3 separate regions of the Homo sapiens genome follow, and all the other regions are linked to region 1. A link is a contact called in ENCODE Hi-C or POLR2A ChIA-PET data. All regions are on one chromosome and are shown on one strand. The core of a region is the stretch at or near the end of the contact, and the rest is flanking DNA. Distances in the headings are between cores, read along the strand shown. Region 1 holds the start of COX17 (cytochrome c oxidase copper chaperone COX17). Region 2 overlaps NR1I2 (nuclear receptor subfamily 1 group I member 2). Region 3 overlaps TIMMDC1 (translocase of inner mitochondrial membrane domain containing 1).

What was found. A loop is a pair of places that touch in the nucleus more often than their neighbours do. ChIA-PET counts read pairs that join two places held with the same protein, here RNA polymerase II (POLR2A). Pooled maps may share reads with other maps.
Region 2: a loop to region 1 is called in a map of naive thymus-derived CD4-positive, alpha-beta T cell, with 2.4 times the contacts of the local background. The contact joins the enhancer-like site here to the promoter of COX17 in region 1. A Hi-C loop is called at or near these places in 1 of 168 maps with a recorded cell type or tissue (naive thymus-derived CD4-positive, alpha-beta T cell) and 7 of 50 pooled maps. POLR2A ChIA-PET finds 5 or more read pairs at or near these places in 5 of 52 experiments (BJ, Caco-2, MCF 10A and 2 more).
Region 3: a map of PC-3 shows a loop between it and region 1 (8-fold over the local background). The contact joins the enhancer-like site here to the promoter of COX17 in region 1. A Hi-C loop is called at or near these places in 44 of 168 maps with a recorded cell type or tissue (B cell, Caco-2, Calu3 and 21 more), 9 of 37 single-sample maps with no recorded cell type and 30 of 50 pooled maps. POLR2A ChIA-PET finds 5 or more read pairs at or near these places in 7 of 52 experiments (B cell, GM10248, H1 and 4 more).

Annotation. Positions count from the first base shown.
Region 1 is chr3:119,674,376-119,678,741 of GRCh38, reverse strand. COX17 (cytochrome c oxidase copper chaperone COX17) reads left to right here and starts at 1,336. Exons shown (of 3, transcript NM_005694.2): 1 at 1,336-1,538; 2 at 3,509-3,597. The coding sequence starts at 1,432. The coding sequence ends at 3,593. RefSeq lists an enhancer at 898-1,157.
Region 2 is chr3:119,808,370-119,812,321 of GRCh38, reverse strand. NR1I2 (nuclear receptor subfamily 1 group I member 2) reads right to left here. Exons shown (of 9, transcript NM_003889.4): 3 at 2,128-2,261; 4 at 596-783. Among named protein-coding and RNA genes, the nearest start is that of NR1I2, 28 kb to the right of the region's middle. RefSeq lists enhancers at 2,086-2,145, 2,123-2,626 and a silencer at 2,356-2,615. Within about 2 kb of position 2,186, at least 3 of the 41 ENCODE cell types and tissues checked have a DNase peak (open chromatin) inside an H3K27ac peak, as active enhancers do.
Region 3 is chr3:119,523,082-119,527,048 of GRCh38, reverse strand. It overlaps TIMMDC1 (translocase of inner mitochondrial membrane domain containing 1), which reads right to left. Exons shown (of 7, transcript NM_016589.4): 7 at 1,959-3,443. The coding sequence ends at 3,293. It overlaps CD80 (CD80 molecule), which reads left to right. Exons shown (of 7, transcript NM_005191.4): 7 at 1,300-2,756. Among named protein-coding and RNA genes, the nearest start is that of TIMMDC1, 27 kb to the right of the region's middle. Within about 2 kb of position 1,953, at least 2 of the 41 ENCODE cell types and tissues checked have a DNase peak (open chromatin) inside an H3K27ac peak, as active enhancers do; they include B cell, where a contact is called at or near this core.

The sequences.
Region 1 (4,366 bases), core at 87-2,586:
TAAAAATCATCCTTATTGAAAGTTTTCAGATGACAAAATGGGGATGGTCTTAGTAACCTGAAAAATACACATATAGAAATTACTCTTATACAGCACCAGTTCACAGACACGCCTGTAAATTCCCTGAGTTAAATATCTATAATATAGAAACAAACTTTGATTAGGTGATGCTGAAAGTTTAAGTACCTAAAAATACCTATCACCCTGCAGCTATTGAACAGTGCCTCCAAGTCCTGCTTTAAAAAATGATTTTATTGGCCAGGCGCGGTGGCTCATGCCTATAACCTAGCACTTTTGGAGGCTGATGTGGGCGGATCACCTGAGGTCAGAGTTCGAGACCAGCCTGGCCAGCATGGCGAAACCCCGTCTCTACTAAAAAATGCAAAAATTACTCGGGCGTGGTGGTGCACACCTGTAATCCCAGCTACTCAGGAGGCTGAGGCAGGAGAATTGCTTGAACCCAGGAGGTGGAGGTTGCAGTCAGCCAAGATCGTGCCACTTCACTCCAGCCTGGGCGACAGAGCAAGACCCTATCTCCAAAAAATAAAATAAAATAAAATAAAAAAGAGTTTATTGCCTGTTTCCAACAATACTCTGCAGGAAAAAAATCCAATGATTATATCCATTTCATTGCGAATAAGACGGGCACCAGTTTATCTATGTACCTGAGGAAATGCTATGGAAATGGTATTTTTCAATTTTATTCATCAGTATATTAACGAATATATGACTGAATAATTCATACTGAATTCAGATCAGTTGGAGGGGGGCTATAAATGCAAATTAGCTGAGGATTTAATGTGCGTAGGAGGTGTATAGGGGGTTATAGGACCTTTTAAATTCCCCCAATAGTTGTGGACTCGGTGGTTCTATGTCTTGCTATTCATTTTTAAATAGGTCAATGAAAGAGAGGAAAGGCCTGCAGTGTGTGGGGATCAGGAAGAAGGCGGATAAAAGAAAAGGGGGAAACTAGTCTGTTATTCAAGGGAACTGGCTTTCACTTATGGTTTCTCCTGTTTGGCTTGAACAAATCATTTCACCATCTTGGGCTTCCGTTTCGATATTGGGTGGGGAGGAGCGGGTGTTACGAGATCTCTCAGTTGTCTTGCTGCTTTCTTTCTTCGTGAGCCCTCCCCAAGTTGATTTAACAAATACTCTATGACCTAGAGTCCTAGAGTGTAAATACCACAGTCCAGGTGAGCGTTCAGCGGGCCTCCTTGCGCATGCGCTGAAGGGGGCACCCTCTCGTTAAGGCCCGAATTTTGCCTCTTCTGCGCACGCGCTCCTTTTAAATTCCCCACCTGTCAGAGAGAAGCAGGACTTCCTGTACTTTTTAGAGCGACTGCCGGAAGTGACTGCGGACGAATCGGCGTTTGCCGAGGCTGGCATAGATTTGGCTGTCTCCGCTCATAGCTGCTTTTGGCGCGAAAGATGCCGGGTCTGGTTGACTCAAACCCTGCCCCGCCTGAGTCTCAGGAGAAGAAGCCGCTGAAGCCCTGCTGCGCTTGCCCGGAGACCAAGAAGGCGCGCGATGCGTGGTCAGTGCGCAGCCGGAGAGGGCGCGGCCGACGAGCCCCGGGCCGCGGCCTGTGCCTTCCGGTGCCTCTGCCCTACGGCCTCTGCCCTCTGCCTTCTGCCCTCTGCCCTCTGCCTTCTGCCCTCTGCCCTCTTCCTTCCCCCCTTCCCCCACTCCTCCTCCCTGTCTGCCCCCCCCCCCCGCCCCGCCCCGCCCCGCCCCATTGCGGCGCTCTGGAGATAATTATTGGGCCTTGTAGGTTTCGTGGTCGGGTCTCTGTTGACTTATCCCGTAGCTTAGTACCGGGAAACGATGGAGAGAGAGGAGAACGGCAAGCTTCAACCACTCATTCCTTCCTACAAATGTGTGTTGAGTATCTGTTATGGGTTAAGCACTGCGTTAGGTCCGAAGATGTAGACATGGATAAAGATGCATCTTGATATAAAGGAGCTTAAAGTTAATGGAGACATAAACCAGTGACTTGTATACGACGTGGTAAGGGCTATGATAGATTTGTTAAGACCAAACAGGAAAGGTTTTCTGGTAATTTCTAAGGCTTTCTCCCAAAATTTAGAGACAGTAGGACACAGAGTGTATTCCTTACAGTTCTGAAGAGTTACGCTTCAACCCTTTTAAGACAACCAAAAGTTGAAAATCAATCAGTCTACGACGCAGGGGACAAAGTATTAAGAATAGTTCATCTAGATTGTCAATCCACAAAAGATTTGTTCTCATTTTATATAGCCTCTCTTGTGGAGCAAATCTCATTAGAGGACGTCCTCAGATAACGTGAATGTGCATCTCTTCCTCTGGCCCCTTTTGTCTTCCCAGATAGTAGATATAAGAAAGAAATCATTAGTGGTATAATGGGATAATAAGAGTGTAGGAGCTCAGTGCTTTTATTAATCCTCAGTACTTTGTAAATAATACGGGTAGGATTGAAAGACTAGTCTGAACAAATTGTTCCAGTGGTAACAGTAAGTGCTGTTGAACCTTGAATGGTATGACAGCATGATTAAGAGTCTGGGATCCACAGTCAAGGTTTGAATCTTAATCCACTAACTTGGTGACCTTGAGCCTCATGTGTCTGTAAAATGACTCTAATAAAAGAAACTCCCTCCAGTATTATTGTAAAGGTTAATGATACAAGCCATGTCAAGTGGCTAACACAGTATACATGGCAATAAATGATCAATGAATGCTAGCTATTATCTTCACAATGATCTCACTATCCCAGGCAATCTCCCATTTGCAGGCAGCTCTTGAGCTATTGAAGGATGGGTAGAGTTTCCATGGAAGGAGAACCTATTCCCTTTGTTAAATTCCCTTTGCCTCGATTGCCTCAGACCACGTGGGTTCTCCCCAAATATCCATAGTCAGGAGTCAGTTTTTCCTTGTAATTGAATTGGGCTTAACTTGATTATTTGCAAAATCACATTTTCAGGCCTTAGAAATAAAGCTGTGTAGTCCTAGTCTTTACTTTGTGAATTTTACAAGTAAAATATTCTTTGATCATCATGAGGGGGTGTTTATCTCGGTCTCCTGGCTACCAGATGTTTTTGATGTAATTAGAAGTAGATTTATTTGGTTGTGTTTGAATGTAGGGCAAAATCAGAAAGTTAATTTCTCTGTGATAATAAGCAAAAAATTGAGCTGTTCTCTGTGCCCTTCATTTAGCATAAATATTTTACTCAGTTTATTTCTTTATAGAGCAGTGTTACTCCTTGGATATTGACTAGAGGCAATATTTAATATGCGTGATTATTTCTTATCAGATTTCCCCCCCAAAATCACTTATCTGTGGAATGTCTTCATAGGCATGGGCATATCATAAGATCAAATAAAAACAAAGCTGTTTGAGGTAATAGCGTTTGTTTTAATTCCAGCTACATTCCATTATACCCGTGTTTTGTCTCACTCCCCATCACTATCATGCATACTTAATAATGTGCTTAATGCATATTTAGATAACAAGTACATTTTGTTTTATAGTATCATCGAGAAAGGAGAAGAACACTGTGGACATCTAATTGAGGCCCACAAGGAATGCATGAGAGCCCTAGGATTTAAAATATGAAATGGTAAGCTTCTTGCTTCAAAGTTGTGTATTGCTTTACAGATTTAGCAACAATTGGGCTACATTCTCTCTGAAAGGTAGTTCACCTGGTTAATCTAAAATGCTTAAGTATCAATTTGAAAAAACCATGATTTTTCAGTTCCCAATGAAGGGAGTAAATTATGTCAGTAAAGACAGTCATTTAGCGGATTGGGGAAGGGGAGAATTGAGCTTTTAAGAAAGGGTTTGACAAAAGCCTTTAGGTCCCATGGCTTTAGGAAAATTGACTGAGGGAACTAAAAGAAACATATTCTCTTTCTTGTTTCTAATAAATATTGTGGGACTTCAGTAAATGCTTTTTTTTTTTTTTTTTTGAGACAGGGTCTCACTCTGTTACCCAGGCTGGGGTGAAGTGGCCCAATCACAGCTCATTGCAGCCTCAACCTGGGAGGTTCAGGTGATCCTCCCCTCAGCCTCCTAAGTAACTGGGACTACAGGTGTGGGCCACCGTGCCTGGCTAATTTTTTGTGTTGTTTTTTAGAGATGGGGTTTCACCATCTTGCCCAGGCTGGTCTCAACCTCTTGGACTCAGGCAATCCTCCTGCCTTGGTCTCCCAAAGTGCTGGGATTAAGAGGTGTGAGCCACTATGCCTGGCCAAGAAATGCTTTTAAGTAGGGAGTGGGTATCCCACGGAAGTATTGCTTTCTGAAAAATGAAAATGGAATTGTAGCATGCTTTATTCGAATAAAACTAAAGCCTCAGGCCATTTTTTTTTTAATTAAAAAGTAAACTT
Region 2 (3,952 bases), core at 937-3,436, 130 kb before region 1:
AGAGCAGATCTGAGGTCACTGGGCTAATCCAGTTATTTGGGCTGTGAAGGGCCACTTGAGATATCTATCAGTGCAAAGGGGAAGGAGGGCACTTAGAGCACAGACATAGTTAATGTGCTGGGATCAAGAAACACCAGTTCACAAAAGTCACACCCCCAACAGGTCCTGATCCTGTCCTCATAAAGCCCCGAATGCCAGCAACACTGGGGAACTGCCTAGCTTTCCCTCCACTTATTGCTTAGACCCAGTTCCTACCTGCCTTAAAGGAGAGAGCAGTGATTTTTCAAACCTGAACCTGCAACAGAATCACCGGGGGGTCCTGCCCCTCCCTGGAGCTTCAGATTCAGGAGATCTGAGGTGACCTGAAAATCTGCATGCTGATGCTGCTGACCCAGGGACCACACTTTCAGAACCTTTGGGAATGAGACTAAGGCTTTGAGGAGCTAGCACAGATGCAGGACCAGCTCTCCAAATCTACCCTCCACCACTGATTAGCTGTGACCTTGTATAAGTTTCTTATCCTTGGGGAACCTCAGTTTCTATGTGAGAATGAAGATGGCAGTGACACCTCGGGTCACTGTGCAGTTCCTCCTACCCGGAAATTCTTGAAATGGGAGAAGGTAGTGTCAAAGGTTTTCATCTGAGCGTCCATCAGCTCCCTGATCATCATCCGCTGCTCCTCTGTCAGCCCCTGCACTCCCAGTGGCTGAGTCCCTGTCCGTTCACTTTTCTTCCGCTTGATCAAGGCCCGCCTCTCCTCCACGGCCTCGTCGGACATGATCACTGCAGGGACAGTGAGGCTGGCTCAGGCACACGTGCCCCTGGTGAGCCTCCAGCCCCCTGGAGAGCCACTGTGTAACCCTCTCAAGGCAGCAGAAGCCGTTAGGCAAAAGAGAAAGTAATGGTGACAAGCAATTCTCCCCTGTCTGGACTCAAGAGGCCTGTGGGCTCTTCTGGAGAAACACTTGGGTGAGGACAGAGATGAGGTGAGGCTGGTGTTTTGCCCTCTGCAGTGGAGTTTGTGAGGACACTGTGGGGCCCTGGCAAGAGCACGGGCTTCAGAATCCAAAGGCGCTGGGTTTGCATGAAAGCTTTGCCACTTACTACCTGTGACCCCAAGCAACCTCCTTAACCTCTCCTGCCTCCAGGTTTCTCCTTTGTGATCCGGAGAAACCGTGTTTACCTCGCACCGCTGTTAAATGAGACCTTGCATGTAGGGTGCCTAATATAGTTCCTGGTACATAAGAGATGTTCAGTAAATGGCATCTACAATTATCATTTTCTGGTGAATTATATACCAAGACTCTTCAGAGGTGTCTGGGTCTCCAAGACCCTAGAGAGCTGGGCTACAGCTTAGCAAGAAATAGCAACTCCAGAGACTTCTTATATAGCCCAGAGCCTTAGGGTCTTCTGTGGATTTCTGGAGCCCACTCATGTGTGTAGAACAAAGCTATGAGGTCCTTGGTGGGGAGAGATCAAGAATGCCTGCCAGCAGCCTAGAGAACTTGTCCTTGAAAGAAGCAGCTTTGGGTCCCTTTGTGTTCCATGGAGACAAATATGCACTAGAAACACCTAGCCTTTTCCGCATGAGCCTTAATCTCATAGTGACCTAGGAGCACAAATATATCAAAGTTAAATAGGTAGAATGAGAACACCTCATGTCACCTGTCTGCAAACAGTTCCCCTATAAAGATCCAGGTCTGGGGCAGCTGATGGGGCTAGCACCTAGAAGGCCCCGGGTCCTATCACCCATGTGGCTCCTGCTTCCCTCCCCCAGATTCACACTCCTACCCGCAAATGTGGTTTCAAACCATTACAACAATTATGAAGGGGACAAAAAGAATGATGCAGGAGCAACTGAGGGGAGACAGAGGGCACGCCCTGTCCAGGGCTGCCCAGCACACATCCCAGGGCAGAGATTACCGACTCCCTCCATCTCCCAGAGGGCCGACTGCAAGCGCTCCCCCAGGTGGCTGCCTGTTGCACACGGACACCAGCTCACATGTGCACGTGTGTTCACGCGCACACTCGGCGCGCATCTCCACACAAGCATGCCCACACCCACGGCACGTCCTTACTCAGAGCCGTGCACCCCGGCGCCGGCCCGCCCGCGCGCCCACTGCTCACTCTCCTTCTTCATGCCGCTCTCCAGGCACTTGCGCAGGCGGCAGGCCTGGCACTGTCGCCGGGTCTTCCGGGTGATCTCGCAGGCGCCCTTCCGGAAGGGGCACCTCAGCCGGGCGTTGCGTTTCATGGCCCTCCTGTGAGAGAATGGGGAGCAGAAGGGGGGATGCACGGGTGCCCGGGCCCTCGGCCTGGGGCTCCGGGCCATACCACCTCCCTCCCCAGCCCCTACCGACTCGGGGAGGGGGACACTAGCCTTTGCGTCCCAGCTGGGTCAGGCTTTATGGGAAGGGTGTAGGTGGGAGTCCCTAGAGGTCCAGGACTCAGCTAGAGGGGGCAGAGCCGGGGAGGAGACCTTTTCTGGCCATTCCGGCAGGAAATGGGACACGTGCTTTTCGCTGGCGCGGGCAGCCCCAAAACCACTTTCAGGGACACTTCCTCTCCAGGCCCATCCTCAGCGCCTTCCCTTCTTCCTGAAACACCTGTCCCCTTCTCTTTCACAGCCTTGTTACCAGAAAGTTTCCATGGAGATGGGCCTCTTCCTCGATTTCCCCTCCTTAAGGGAGGGAGCTGAGGAAACCTGACCCCAGGAGGGTAAGAAACCAGAGAAGCCCGCCCCACCCCCCCGCCTTCCCCCCCGCCTTCCCCCCACCCCCCGCCGCCTTCTCCAGCTCCCCTTCCAGACTGGGCGGCCAGGGAGGAAGGGGTGAACTATGGGGAAGTTCTTATACCCTACGGGGCAGCGACTTCCCCATGGCAGAGTGGATTCCCCTCGTTGACCTAGGGGGCAAAGAGGTCGAGCGCCTGGAACAGCAGAGCGTGCAGGCGGGACCCACGGGCCCGCACACCCCTCTCTGCGGTGCGCAGAGAGGCAATGGGGCAGATGCCTTTTGGAGACTCTGGTACAAGATCTCCTCCTCCCAGCCCGGAAGTCCTGCCTGTCCCACAAAAGACACGGTCAGTGCAGTCCTACCTTTACTTTCCCCATCTCCACAGCTGGATGGAAAGAAACAATCTCTCCCTTGGCTCTGGCCTCTGATTCTGGTCCAGAGTGGAAACTGAGGGAAGGCTGGCCCAGGAGCATGGAACAGCCAGGTAGGGCTGCAGAGGTCCCCGAGGGCAGGCCTGGGAAGCTGAGCCAAGCCCGCAGTGACCTGGCAGGTTTGAGCTTGGAGGCCTCGGGCCTCGGACCAGTGACCAGCCCAGGGGCATGTTCTTCACAGATGCCATCCCTGCCTTTTGCCTTCCCAACTGGCCTGGGTAAGAAAACTCTGATGCTACATCAAAGTCCACTGAGAATGGGTAAAAGATGAAACCGGGGCTCACATTATTTAAAGGTATGCTATGTATCAGATGCTAGGCTAGGTATTTTGCAGTTTTGTAAATTTAGTTCTAAAACCCTGTGAAACTCATAATCTCATCTGCCTAGCACAGATGAGGGAGACTGAGGCTTGGAGACGATGGATCCCCAGCTGTCCTCCAGGTACATGACAAGCTGAAATTTGAATCCAGGTCTGCCTGATACTGGATTTAGCTTTTGCCCACTACAACATGTTGCCTTTTTCTGAGAGTCCCAGGAATAGTACCCAAATGAGGAAGGGAGAGCAGAAGATTCCTGCATGCTGAGGCAGGATGCACGAACACTGCTTGGGCAGCCTCTTCTGTGCCAGCAGCATCTGGAGCTGGTGCAGACATCCACCCTCTTCCACACAGTCAAGTGGCGTGTGCCCAGCTCAGGGACATACCTGCTGCTCTTTGCTAGTGACTAGTTCAGGCATAGGCTGGGCCCGGCTCTAGCCAATGTGAGGGGACTCCTGGGAAAGATTTC
Region 3 (3,967 bases), core at 704-3,203, 150 kb after region 1:
AGATAATTATTATCTGGGGTCTGGAATGTCCATCCTGTTAAGAGAGCCTAACACAGCACTAGCTTTAGTGAGTCACAAATCCCCAGGTATTTTCATGCAAGAGAAACTTACATGGGACATTAGAATCCAAGAGACTGATATCAGGTCCCAGGTAGTTATAAGCCTCCCTAAACAGTTCAGCTTTGACTTGTGAAGGTTAGAGTAACACCAGTATAGGAATTAGTCTACAAAATTATCTTTAAAAATAAAGGAAAGCAAGAATTGTCCTGGGCAGGAGGGGGAAATATAAAGAAAAATGAAAAATAATACCTGACGCTTATACAACAGGTTGTTTTGCAAAAACACTATTTCATCTTAGTCTTATAAAAATCTCTATGAGCAAGATCTATTTCCATGTTATGGGAGAGAAACCAGAGGCTCCCAGAGGTTAAGAGATTTGCTTGAGGTACGGTCATACAGATGAAGAATAAAACCAAGATTCAAACTGGACATCAAGTTCAGGCTCCTTTCCCTACAACCTGGCAGCCTACACATATTTTCCCCCAAGGCAGTGTCTCAACTTCCTATCCTGTTTTTTCATTTCCACTGAATGCTTGCTCACTCCTCAGAATGTCTTTTCCAGGATGTTGCTCTGGCTCAGTTCTGTCATTATCTACAATTTTCTTGACTTTCTATCTAAAAAGTCTTCTGCTCAGTCTGCTGATACTTCAAAATGAAGCCGTGTACCCAATCTTCTACACAAGGCCTTCTGTGGTCATCTTGTCTAGCTCAAGCAGTTCCACCTCTATAGCACATCTCATACCACCAGCATAGGTTGATTTTCATGTACCACATCTTCCTTCTATCCTTTACTGGACTGTATGTAGGTTTATTGAGAAAAGCAACCATGCCTGAGAGCCCCACACATAGAAGAGTGGCTTGATCAAGCATTTGGTCGTTTGGTAATAGCTGGTAATAACTAAACATTTGCCTGATCGATATTTCATGTGACAAAAATTGCCAGAGTAGTTTTAAGTTCTCTCATAATTCAGCTTTCCCTTCATATTCTTCAGCTATCAAGGTTACTGTGTACAAGCTGGGAATACCCTTGATCTTGAGATTAAAATGTAAATTAAGAGATTAAAATTAAGATCTTATATTTAAAATATATATATATACATATATAATTAAATTATATATACATATATACATATATAATTTAAAAATTATATATGTATAATTTAATATATAAATAAATTTAAGATGTTTTCCTCCTTTGCCAATATAGGGTTTGATGTAATCATTTCTTTGTTTTCTCAGGTCCCACCTCCATTTGCAATTGACCTCTTCTGGGAACTTCCTCAGATGGACAAGATTACCCCACCTTGCCCTTTACGTATCTGCTCTTAGGTGCTTCTTCACTTCAGTTGCTTTGCAGGAAGTGTCTAGAGGAATATGGTGGGCACAGAAGTAGCTCTGGTGACCTTGATCAAGGTGTTTTGAAATGCAGAATTCTTGAGTTCTGGAAGGGACTTTAGAGAATACCAGTGTTATTAATGACAAAGGCACTGAGGCCCAGGGAGGTGACCCGAATTATAAAGGCCAGCGCCAGAACCCAGATTTCCTAACTCTGGTGCTCTTTCCCTTTATCAGTTTGACTGTGGCCTGTTAACTGGTATATACATATATATGTCAGGCAAAGTGCTGCTGGAAGTAGAATTTGTCCAATAACAGGTCAACTTCAGAGACTATCTGATTTCCTAATGTCAGAGTAGAAGATTTTATGCTGCTGTTTACAAAAGCCCAATGTAATGCATAGGAAGTATGGCATGAACATCTTTAGGAGACTAATGGAAATATTATTGGTGTTTACCCAGTATTCCATTTTTTTCATTGTGTTCTCTATTGCTGCTCTCTCACTCCCCCATGAGGTACAGCAGAAAGGAGAACTATCCAAAACTAATTTCCTCTGACATGTAAGACGAATGATTTAGGTACGTCAAAGCAGTAGTCAAGGAGGAAAGGGATAGTCCAAAGACTTAACTGGTTCATATTGGACTGATAATCTCTTTAAATGGCTTTATGCTAGTTTGACCTCATTTGTAAAATATTTATGAGAAAGTTCTCATTTAAAATGAGATCGTTGTTTACAGTGTATGTACTAAGCAGTAAGCTATCTTCAAATGTCTAAGGTAGTAACTTTCCATAGGGCCTCCTTAGATCCCTAAGATGGCTTTTTCTCCTTGGTATTTCTGGGTCTTTCTGACATCAGCAGAGAACTGGAAAGACATAGCCAACTGCTGTTCATGTTACTCATGACTCCTTTCTCTAAAACTGCCTTCCACAATTCACTAGACCAGAAGTGGACGCAACTTAAGCTGGGATAATCACATTATCATCTGAAAATCTGGAGTTGAACAGCAAAAGAAGACAACATTTCTCAAATGCACATCTCATGGCAGCTAAGCCACATGGCTGGGATTTAAAGCCTTTAGAGCCAGCCCATGGCTTTAGCTACCTCACTATGCTGCTTCACAAACCTTGCTCCTGTGTAAAACTATATTCTCAGTGTAGGGCAGAGAGGTCTAACACCAACATAAGGTACTAGCAGTGTTTCCCGTATTGACAGGAATACTTAACTCAATAATTCTTTTCTTTTCCATTTAGTAACAGTTGTGATGACTATGTTTCTATTCTAAGTAATTCCTGTATTCTACAGCAGATACTTTGTCAGCAATACTAAGGGAAGAAACAAAGTTGAACCGTTTCTTTAATAATGCTGATCTACTTTTTGTTGAATTTGTATTTTATTTCAAGTGTCAAAGAAATCATCTTTGTTTATTTAGATGAAACCAAACACTACACATTTACACTCACACTGCTTCCAGGACCCAAGGGTTTCACAGACCATTTGCCTACCTGGTTCTTTCCTCTCCTCTTTCCAGTGATTTCTAGAATACCCTTTCAAAGGACCACATGAATATACGAACTGTAAAATTCAACTTTAATCTTTTGCGAAATGTTTTATTTACTGCTTAAAATCTAGGTGGGTGGATATATTCATGTATGCATATATTGATAGATTAATACAAACATAAGTATGTATTTAAATTTAAGGATAAGTAAAGTGAGAGTACAACAGCCCCATTCTTAGTTAAAAAGAAAAGAAAAAGACAAGAGCAAGCCACTGCCACCACAGGTACCAGCACTTAAATTTGTCAGCAGGCTGACCAAAGAGTGGCCTGTCTGTTGGCATTCATCGGACATGGCAGCTCCCTTCAGCTCTCCAGTGAGTTTCAAGTTCAGAGCACTTTCAGTCCTTGTCTTGTTTATCTATTACTGAAGGGTTTCTAGGAAGGTTTAGCAGTGCTTCAATTTTCTTAGCATCATTCTCAGGTTCATCTTCCTGTAAACTACTTTCAATTTTCTCAGGGAGGTGCTCAGTAACTTGTAGTCTGCCTTTCCTGTAATCAGATAAAAAGGATAAATCAAATACTGCTCCATTTCTTTAGTTCTTACAGATTTAAAACAAAAAGGATAGCATTTGTCTTTTCCTCCCTGCTTTGGTATAGCAATTTAGAAGCAAATACTGCTCCCTGAACTTCAAATACAGTAACTTTCTTCTCTCTCCTAACCTCACAAGCCAATTATGATTTCCACATTACCATAATGGATACCGTTGTGGTGACAGCTCTGATCCATAAGATATTCCTAGTATGCTGGGTCCTAGAGTTCTCACAGGAGTGATGTGTGGGAACTGACACACTTTGTGCTAAGGTGTGAAGGCTTGAAGTCTCGCTGTCCTCTTGCTCCCAGGGCTGGGGGAATGTAAGTACCCTGCCACTCTTAAACTCTGTGACCAGACCTTTTAGGAACTGGTCAAAGGCTATAACAATGGTAATCCAAGGTAGAGAAAAGTCAGATAGAACAAAACTATAGATTTATATTTATGAAGAGTTAAAAACTAATTTCCAAATAATAGATCAGT